2 separate regions of the Homo sapiens genome follow, and region 2 is linked to region 1. Evidence: chromatin contacts called from ENCODE Hi-C or POLR2A ChIA-PET data. All regions are on one chromosome and are shown on one strand. The core of a region is the stretch at or near the end of the contact, and the rest is flanking DNA. Distances in the headings are between cores, read along the strand shown. Region 1 holds the start of CHFR (checkpoint with forkhead and ring finger domains). Region 2 holds the start of ZNF140 (zinc finger protein 140).

Region 1 (4,985 bases), core at 865-3,364:
GAGAAGGAATTTCACAAGGTAATGTCATCAGTTAAGGCAAGGACCGGCCATTTTCACTTCTTTTGTAGTGGAATGTCATCAGCTAAGGCAGGAACAGGCCATTTTCACTTCTTTTGTGATTCTTCAGTTACTTCAGGCCATCTAGGCATATATATACATGCAGGTCACAGGGGATGCGATGGCTTAGCTTAGGTTCAGAGGCCTGACATGATCCACCTGCCTCAGCCTCCCAAACTGCTGGGATTACAGACGTGAGCCACTGCGCCCAGCCGGTTTTACACCTTTTAGGGAGAAAGTTCATAGATGGATTCAAAGATTTTCTGATTGGCACTTGGTTGAAAGAGTTGTTATTATCTAAAGACCTGGAATCAATAGAAAGGATTGTCTGGGTTAAGCTAAGGGAGACAAAGTTTCTATTTTGTTATTTTTTTTTTGACAGGGTCTCTGTTGCCCAGGCTGGATTGCAGTGGCACAGACTGTGGTTTACCGCAGCCTTGTCCTCCCGGGCTCAAGGAATCTGCCCACCTCAGCCTCCTGAATAGCTGGGACTATAGGCATGTGCTGTCATCATGTCCAGCTAAGACGGGGTCTCCCCATGTTGCCCAGGATGGTCTGAATTCCTGGGCTCAAGCGATCCACCCACCTCGGCCTCCCAAAGTGCTAGGATTACAGGCTTGAGCACCACCACTCTGGCCATTCTAATGCAGATGCCGCTCCAGGCAGCAGGCTTCAGAGAGAATAGATGGTAAACTTTTCTTATCAGAGTTAAAAAGGTGCCAGAGTCTTACATTCTCTCCTGGATCAGGAAAAGATGTGGAAAAGGAAGGAGATTCTCTACAAAGTAGATTTCCCCCAGGAGACAGTTTTGCAGGGCTACGTAAAACTATGTTAAATAAATACATGTCAGGGTAAAATACTTCGTTTTCTTCCAGGGCCTGCTATTTGTCATGTGATGTATCTTAATGCTACAGACCGTTTGGTCAGCCTTAAGTTGTCTGTTTTAACGTCGACGCTGGTCAGTTATACCTGAATTCCAAAGGGAGGACAGTATAATGGGACATATCCAAACCCTGCTTCCCATCAGGGACTGAACTGGTTTTTCAGATTAACTTTGGCGTTGAGAGACTCAGTTCATTCAGTTGGTTGGGGAGGCTTACAATTTTATTTTTGGTTTACAAGGTATAGATAACTATGCCTATACCTATATATACAAATGTTTATATATGTATATATGTGTGTATATATGGTTTGTTTTACACAAATGGATGCCTACTTTATTTATTTTGGTAGCGATGAGGTCTCAGGCTAATCTCGAACTCCTGGGCTCGAGATCCTCCTGCCTAGGCCTTCCAAAGCACTTAGATTACAGGCGTAAGTCACTGCGCCCGGTCCTGCTTCACCCTCTTAAAACCGCCCTTGGGGGCTCCTCATGAGTGCAGACATTGGCGCGTTCCTCCAAACCGCACAGACTCCCCCTGCGTGGACGCGTCTCGCCGTCTTTACTCCTCTTTCGCCGACCTTTCACTTTCAGGGAATACCCTCTGGCGCCCTTCTCTGGAGCACACACGTGAACGCCGCCGGATTCCAAGAAGTGAGATACTGAGGCAAAAGTTACGCGCGTTCAGAACAGGAAGACCCCGCAAAACGCCGGCCAAGACGTGGCCCCGCGTCCACCCTGCCCACAAGCAGCCGCTCCCACTCGCGGACCGCGCCCTGTGCCTCAGACTTCGGATCTGTGTGATCCACTGTGTGCAACTGTACCCGAAAGGGTCCCCACGTGCACTACCTCGTGACAACTAAGATGGACCGTCTTCTACTCCTAGGAGTCATCCCCAGATTAGCGGGGCTCTCAGAATCCTTGGGGCTTCCAATCCGGAAGTTCCCCGTCCCTTCTGCCCCAACATAACATGGCGCCGACCGCAGCCACTTCCGTGATCCGCAGGCGACGAAGTCGCCTGGTCAGGATCAAAGATGGCCGAGCGCCCTCCACGCGCCTACTCTCGCGGGCCACTCCCGGCTCCGCTTTAGCTGCCGCTCTTGGTGAGCGCCGCCGCCAGCCAATCGCGGGGCGCAGAGGCCTCTGGCCCCGCCCCGCGGATCAGCTGAGGGAGCCGCAATGTCTCTTGACAGCGGCGGCGGCGCAGCCGGTTCCGGGTTCGGCGCGGGGCGGGGGTAAGCGCGGCTGGCGAGGGGGCTGCGGCGGGCGGCGAAGGGGGACCTGGTTGCGGCCGTGGGAGGGGGCGCCCGCCGGCGTCCAGGCCGGGCTGCGGGGCTGCGTGGGCGCGGGCGGCCGGGCCGGGGCCCGCGGGGTGGGGCGGGCGCCGAGTCTCGGCCTCTGGGGTCGGGAGTCTCCATGGGCGTTTCCGGGGTCTCCGCAGATGTGAATCCCGATGGAGCGGCCCGAGGAAGGCAAGCAGTCGCCGCCGCCGCAGCCCTGGGGACGGCTCCTGCGTCTGGGCGCGGAGGAGGGCGAGCCGCACGTCCTCCTGAGGAAGCGGGAGTGGACCATCGGGCGGAGACGAGGTGCGGGGCTGAGGCCGGGGCCGGGGGCCGGGGCCGGGCAGAGCCACCGGGTTGCGGGCAGGCCACACGGGCGGCGGTGCAGTGTGCGCTCCAGATTTTTCCGTGGAGTGAAATGTCATGTAAGAACTGGTATTTATTCGGTGTTCTGCCCACCGATTCTTGCGCATGATTCACGCACATCATTTAGCCTTCGTTACAACTGTATAAGTTAGTTGTGTTCATATACTCTCCAGAATGCAATATTGTCACGTTCGTTGCCGTACAGAGTATCTTTTCTGACTGTAATGGAACGAAATTAAAAATAATAGAAGGAAAAGTGGAAAATTCACAGATATGTGGACATGAAACACCACACTCTTAAAGCAACCGGTGGGTCAAATAAGTCTTTACAACGGGGACCTTGTTTTGAGACAAATGAAACAAAAATAGAATACACCAAAAGGTATTTAGGATGCAGCCAAGGCAGTACTCAGAGGGAAATTTATAGCTGTAGTGCTTATATTAAAAAAGATCTCAAGTCCCAGCCCCTAGAATATTTATTTATTTAATAAACCTGGAAAGCTAAAAACTTGAACAAAGTCATACAACGGGTGAGAGAAAGTTCCCTCAGCCTCCACATTCACTGCCTCCAGTCTCCCAAGTGACCATCTGGTTGTTTGATTTCCTCTGAAGCCTTTGTATGGGGAGAGAAATGCGCTGGTCCTGTCAACAAAAATGTTTAGTTTGTCTGAAAATTAATGAATTAGCTCCGACATTATACTCTAAAAAGGAGCGAGGATGGGAAATATTTGCTGTTTGGAAGCAATTTTTTTTTTTTTTTTGGTTAATTTCACCCCTTATAATGTGCTTGCACCTGGTTTTTTTTGTTTTTTTGTTTGTTTTTTTGAGATAAGAGTCTTGCTCTGTGGCCCAGACTGGGGTGCAGTGGTGTGATCTCAGCTCACTGCACCCTCTGCCTCCCGGTTCAAGTGATTCTCCCGCCTCAGCCTCGGAGTAGCTGGGACTACAGGCGTGCGCCACCATGCCTGGCTAATTTTTGTATTTTTAGTAGAGATGAGCTTTCGCCATATTGCCCAGGCTGGTCTTGAACAACTGAACTAAAGTGATTCACCTGCTTCGGCCTCCGAAAGTGCTGGGATTACAGGTGTGAACCACTGTGTCTGACCTGGTTTTGTTTTTTGGGGTGTTTTGGTAGTCTTACATTCCAGTATCAAGTCAAAGTTTATTTTACAACTTTGAAAGTATTTAGATATCATCATAACATATCAAAATTATCCCTTTAAGACAAGAGGAAGTATTTGAAGATTTTTCCCTTTGTCTTTACTTGATAGACTAGGAGGTTTGGTGAAGAGCAGAGGCCCTAGAGACAAATTATGTGGGTTTCCAATCTGTCAACACATTACTCTGGGCTAACGACATCTTTCTGCGCCTATGTACCTACTTCATAGATTTGCTCTGAGGAGTTAATGAGATCATACACGGACTGCTTAGAAGGAACTTTAGCGTTAGCACTTAGCATTAGCCATTGTTATTGTAACATGTTATACATGTTATTACATGGTAGGACATTACATGTTAAGACAAGGAGAGAAAATATGTCGTTGAGTTTATCTTTTAATAGGAACGATTTTAGTGAATTTATAAATAATGTTGCCAGCAAAAACTTTAAGATTATTGTATTAGTTTGTTCATACTACCATAGCAAAATACTACATTCTGGGTGGCTTAAGCAACAGAAATTTATTTATTTATTTATTTATTTATTTATTTATTTATATATTTTTTGAGACAGAGTCTCACTCTATCACCCAGGCTGGAGTGCAGTGGCGCGATCTCGGCCCACTGCAAGCTCCACCTCCCGGGTTCTTGCCATTCTTCTGCCTCAGCCTCCCGAGTAGCTGGGACTACAGGCGCCCACCACCACGCCTGGCAGTGGTATTTTGTATTTTTAGTAGAGACGGGGTTTCACCATGTTAGCCAGGATGGTCTCAATCTCCTGACCTCGTGATCTGCCTGCCTCAGCCTCCCAAAGTGCTGGGATTACAGGCGTGAGCTATCGCGCCCGGCCAGAAATTTATTTTTTATTTTATTTTATTTTTTTAATTTTTGAGATAGAGTCCTGCTCTGTCACCCAGGCTGGAGTGCAGTGGCATGATCTCGGCTCACTGCAACTTCCCTCTTCCAGGTTCAAGCGATTCTCCTGCCTCAGCCTCCCGAGTAGCTGGGACTACAGGCACGTACCACCACACCTGGCTTATTTTTTTCTATTTTAGTAGAGATGGGGTTTCACTGTGTTGCCCAGGCTGGTCTCGAACTCCTGAGCTCCAGCAATCTGTCTGCCTCGGCCTCTCAAAGTGCTAGGATTACAGGTGTGAGCCACTGTGCCTGGCCAGAAATTTATTTTCATGGTTCAGGAGGCTGGGAAGTCCAAGATCAAGGTGTTGGCAGATTGGGTTCCTGGT
Region 2 (4,576 bases), core at 289-2,788, 190 kb before region 1:
TGCAGCCTGGTTTTGCACCACTTGAGTGATCCACATTGATCTATAAGGCATGAATGGGAATTTAAAATGTCTCAAACTAGTAGCAGTCCCAGATGGATGGCAGTTATAATTTACAGTTTTGAAGTTTAATAAAAAAGTGATTAAAGACTGTTGACTAATAAAGCAGCTGTTTCCTACACAGCAAGATCTGCAGCAGAGGTGGAAATTGGATTCCCCAGCAAAACTCAGAGAACCTCTGAATTTGGAGAGAAGTATGACAAAAAGTAGGATAAAGAAGTGGAACTGAAATGAGGGACTCATTTTGAATAGTTGACCCTGTTATCCCCACTGCTGTGAAGCACAATTACCAGCCAAGCCCTTAGGCCAAATCAAAATAAAAATGTGTTCCTTATGTCATGTCTGAAAAATGAGCTCTGAGGATTCGGAGATTTTGTTTTGGTCACTTCTGCATCCTCAAGACTTAGAATGAGTTGCACATTAGAATCACTTGGAAGGACTGTTAGACTGCTGGGCCAAATTCTCAGTTTCTGATTCAGAAGGTCTGGGGTAGGACTCAAGAATATTCATTTCTAATACGTTCTCAGATGATGCTGATACTGCTGGTCCAAGGATCACACTGTGGGAACCACTGAAAGTAGAGGTTCAGTAAAAACATATTGAATAAATGAATAAAGGGGCGCTGGAGTAACGTAAAGCACTCCTCATTCTAACACTGTGGGAAAGAGGAGGCGATGTAACAGCTGGCACCCTACCCTCTCACCCTAAAACATGCCAGCCAGGTCAGAAACCCCGCCCACATCTGGATAGCTTCCTGTCACTCTCTTCATGTATACTTAAGTATAAGCACCTGAAAAGGAGGAACAAGGGACAGGGTCCTGGGGTTCTGCCAGGCAGGTGGTTGTAGGAGAAAGAAAGCCACGTCCCAAGTCCTGAAAAACACGGCTGCACTTCACAAAGAAAAGCGGAAACAGGCCAAGTGGGTTGGCTCACTTGAGGCCAAGAGTTTGAGGTTACAGGATGCTATGATCGCTCCACTGCCTGGGCGACAGGAGGAGACCCTGTCTCTCTCTTAAAAAAAAAATAAAAATTTATATATATATATATATATATATTTATCAATCATTAGCTTACCTGAGACATAGCTCACAGAAGGGAAGGAGGAGATCAGAAAAGTGTAAAATGGCAGACCTGGCAGAGAGAGAAAGGAGCCCTGAGCGAACAGGCCAGCTAGGCCGCGCCCAAGTCACTAGATTCCCGCACTGGGGATTCCCGTGGCCCCCGCTCCGCGCCTCCCACGTAGAGAGCAGGGCGCCCTGAGAGATCGCGCTTGGACCACTGGCGCCGGCTTTCTCTTCCTGCCACGGCGCGCCTCCCCAGAACCCCCTCACCTAACAGTGGCCACAGAAGGATGCGTTTCCGTGGTGCTTTCCGCCAGGTGGGCGTAGCGTTCCAGGGCTCCGGACCGAGTCACCGCCCGGGGCCATCCGGCGCAGACCGGGAGGGCTCCTTTCGTTGCCTACAGCCAACACAGGCCAGACGCTCGGCGCCGCCCCCCAGGGCCCCTCCGCGGGCGTCGCAGGAATTGCGTCTTCAGAAGCCTCGCCGACGTCACCCCAACCAGGCCGCCGGCCTCAAGAAACTACAATTCCCAGAAACCAATGCGGCCCTGCGCGCAAGGGCTTTTCGTTCCTACTGGAACTCCCAGAGCGCCTCGCTGCCGTGCCCAGAACGCCAGGAGACAAAGAACGAGGGCCTGCGACAACTACAATTCCCAGAGCCATCGCGGCCCGGTGCGCCAGAGCATAGGGGCTATCCTCCCACGCCCAGAGCCGAGAAACAAAGAACCCGGGTCCTAGGCAACTACATTTCCCAGAAATAACCGCGGCCCCCCGCGGAAGAGTACACAGACCTTTGTGTTCCTATAACTGCCAGAGTGTCTCGCGGCCAAGCGCACAACTAGCGGAGAAACGAAGAACGTGGAACTCAGGCCACCACACTTCCCAGAAACAACCGCGACCCCGCGCGAGAGAGCATATGGCTTTCCCCGCCCCACTGCAACTCCCAGGGTGCTTTGAGGCCAAGCGCACATCATCGAAAGACAAAGAACACGAGCTTCAGGCAACTACACTTCCCAGAACCTCTAGCGACCGTGCGCAAAAGAGCGGAGGACGTTCTTCCCCTACTACGACTCCCAGAGTGCATCGTGGCCACGCCCAAAGCCGGAAGACAACGCAGAGCTCTGGCGACTACATTCCCCCAAACTCCTGCGCCGCACGCCAGAGGGTATAGGGTTTTCCTCCCCTACTACGACTCCCACAGTGCTTCGCTGGCGTGCACACACGGCCCAGAGACAAGGAACTGGAGACTCAGGTGACTACACTTCCCAGAACACACCGCGGCCCAGCAAGAGCCCAAGACCGCCTCTATTAAACAACTAGGATTCTTAACAACGACTGTGGAGTCAGTACTTCAGTCTAAGACCTTTTGCTACTGGAAAGGGGTCCGGATCTCAGACTCTAAGAGAGGGTTCTTGGATCTTGCACAAGAAAGAATTTGAGGCGAATCCATAAGGTGAAAGCAAGTTTATTAGGAAAGTAAAGGAATAAAGAATGGCTAATCCATAGGCAGGGCAGCCCCGAGGGCTGCTGGTTGCGCATTTTTGTGGTTATTTCTTGATGATATGCTAAACAAGGGGTGGATTATTCATGCATCCTCTTTTTAGACCATATAGGGTAACTTCCTGACGTTGCCATAGCCACTGGTGGGCAGTGAGGACAATCAGGTCGTTCTCATCGCTATCTCGGTTTTAGTCGGCTTCTTTACTGCAACCTGTTTTATCAGCAAGGTCTTTATGACCTGTATCTTGTGCCAGCCTCATGTCTCATCCTGTGACTACGAATGCCTTAACCTCCAGGGAATGCTGCCCAGCAGGTCTCAGCCTTATTTTAACCAGCCCCTACTCAAGATAGAGTTGCCCTGGTTCAACCGCCTCTGACAGTGGAAGACGTAGCAATGAGGACAGCCAGAAGTCACTCTCATTGCCATCTTGGTTTTGGTGGGTTTTAGCCGGCTTCTTTACTGTAAACTTTTATCAGCAAGGTCTTTATGACCTGTGTCTCATGCTGACCTGCTGTCTCATACTGTGAGTTAGAATGCCTAACGGTCTTGGAACGCAGCCCAGTATGCCTCAGCCTTATTTTACCCAGTTCTTATTTAAGATGGAGTTGCCGGGTGCTGTGGCTCATGCCTGTAATCCCAGCACTTTGGGAGGCTAAGGCGGGCAGATCACCTGAGGTCAGGAGTTTGCAATCAGCCTGGCCAACAGGCCAGAGTGTAACCTCGTCTCTACTAAAAATACAAAAATTACCTGGGCATGGTGGTGGGTGCCTGTATTCCCAGCTACTTGGGAAGCTGAGGCAGGAGAATCACTTGAACCTGGGAGGTGGAGCTTGCAGTGAGCCAAGTTGGCGCTACTGCACTCCAGCCTGGGCGACAGAGTGAGGCTCCATCTCAAAAAATAAAAATAAAAAAAAAATACAGGCCGGGCGTGGTGGCTCACGCATGTAATCCCAGCACTTTGGGAGACTGTGGCCAGCGAATCACAAGGTCAGAAGTTTGAGACCAGCCTGACAAACATGGTGAAACCCCATCTCTACTAAAAATACAAAAACTAGCTGGGCGTGGTGGTGCACGCCTATAATCCCAGCTACTCCGGAGGCTGAGACAGGAGAATTGCTTGAACCTGGGAGGCGAAGGTTGTAGTGAGCTGAGATCGCGCTATTGCACTCCAGCCTGGGCGAAAGAGCGAGACTGTGTCAAAAAAAAAAAAAGAGCAAAACAACAACAACAAATAAAATAAAAAACAAGATGGAGTTGCTCTGATTCAAGCACCCCTGATGCTTTGGCTTCGTATAACTGTAATAACCAGAATCCTTGCAACGCTCCCAGGTCACCTTGAAACAGTGGTCTCAGAGGATGTGACTCCGAGTCCCTCGTGGCCTTATGGAGCGGCCCAGTCTCTACTTGGTACCGGCACAGCCATGGCTTCTCCCTCTGGGATTCCCCCAGCCTCGAGCAGTCTCTGAGCAGTCTCATGTTACCTGAGAAGGAACGCTGGAGCGGCCCTGGTTTTTCATGTGCTCCAGCTCGAGCCCTCCCCCAGAAGCCTTCTGGAAAGAGGCGCTGGATTGCACCTACAGGGGCTGGACGCCCAGTGACCTGGGGGCGCCTCTACTCCCAGCATTGTGTGGGGCACTGTCCTGGGCACGTAGGAGAGGTTTTGGGGAAGCAAGCCAGTCACATCCCTGTGCTTGAAGAGCACCAACTGTATGCTGAAATACGAGGTTAGGGAAGAGTCAACCCACTGAATCAAAGGAGTATTGTTCCAGATCGAGAGAACAGTTTATGAAAAAGAGAGACAAAAAAGAAAAAGCCCATTATACAAAATGGAAGAGGGCAAAAAAAGAGGAAATTCACTGGCCTGGTGAAAAGACATGAGACTGAAAAAAAAGTCCTTGTGAAGGAGCTTGGATGTCGCTCAGTAAGCTAGGAAGACACATTAAAATTCGAAGGAGGA

The links. Hi-C counts contacts between places; a loop is a spot of excess contacts on that map. ChIA-PET counts read pairs that join two places held with the same protein, here RNA polymerase II (POLR2A). Pooled maps may share reads with other maps.
Region 2: a map of CD8-positive, alpha-beta T cell shows a loop between it and region 1 (35-fold over the local background). The contact joins the promoter of ZNF140 here to the promoter of CHFR in region 1. A Hi-C loop is called at or near these places in 13 of 168 maps with a recorded cell type or tissue (CD14-positive monocyte, CD4-positive, alpha-beta memory T cell, CD8-positive, alpha-beta T cell and 8 more), 31 of 37 single-sample maps with no recorded cell type and 31 of 50 pooled maps. POLR2A ChIA-PET finds 5 or more read pairs at or near these places in 6 of 52 experiments (A549, AG04450, B cell and 3 more).

Annotation. Positions count from the first base shown.
Region 1 is chr12:132,884,734-132,889,718 of GRCh38, reverse strand. CHFR (checkpoint with forkhead and ring finger domains) reads left to right here and starts at 2,114. Exons shown (of 18, transcript NM_001161346.2): 1 at 2,114-2,172; 2 at 2,379-2,523. The coding sequence starts at 2,391. It overlaps CHFR-DT (CHFR divergent transcript), which reads right to left and starts at 1,877. Exons shown (of 2, transcript NR_110919.1): 1 at 1,787-1,877; 2 at 1,148-1,599. RefSeq lists enhancers at 1-518, 519-1,321, 1,658-2,067 and a silencer at 2,138-2,257.
Region 2 is chr12:133,077,885-133,082,460 of GRCh38, reverse strand. ZNF140 (zinc finger protein 140) reads right to left here and starts at 1,538. Exons shown (of 5, transcript NM_003440.4): 1 at 1,389-1,538; 2 at 1,132-1,188. The coding sequence starts at 1,140. RefSeq lists enhancers at 1,550-1,749, 1,820-2,509.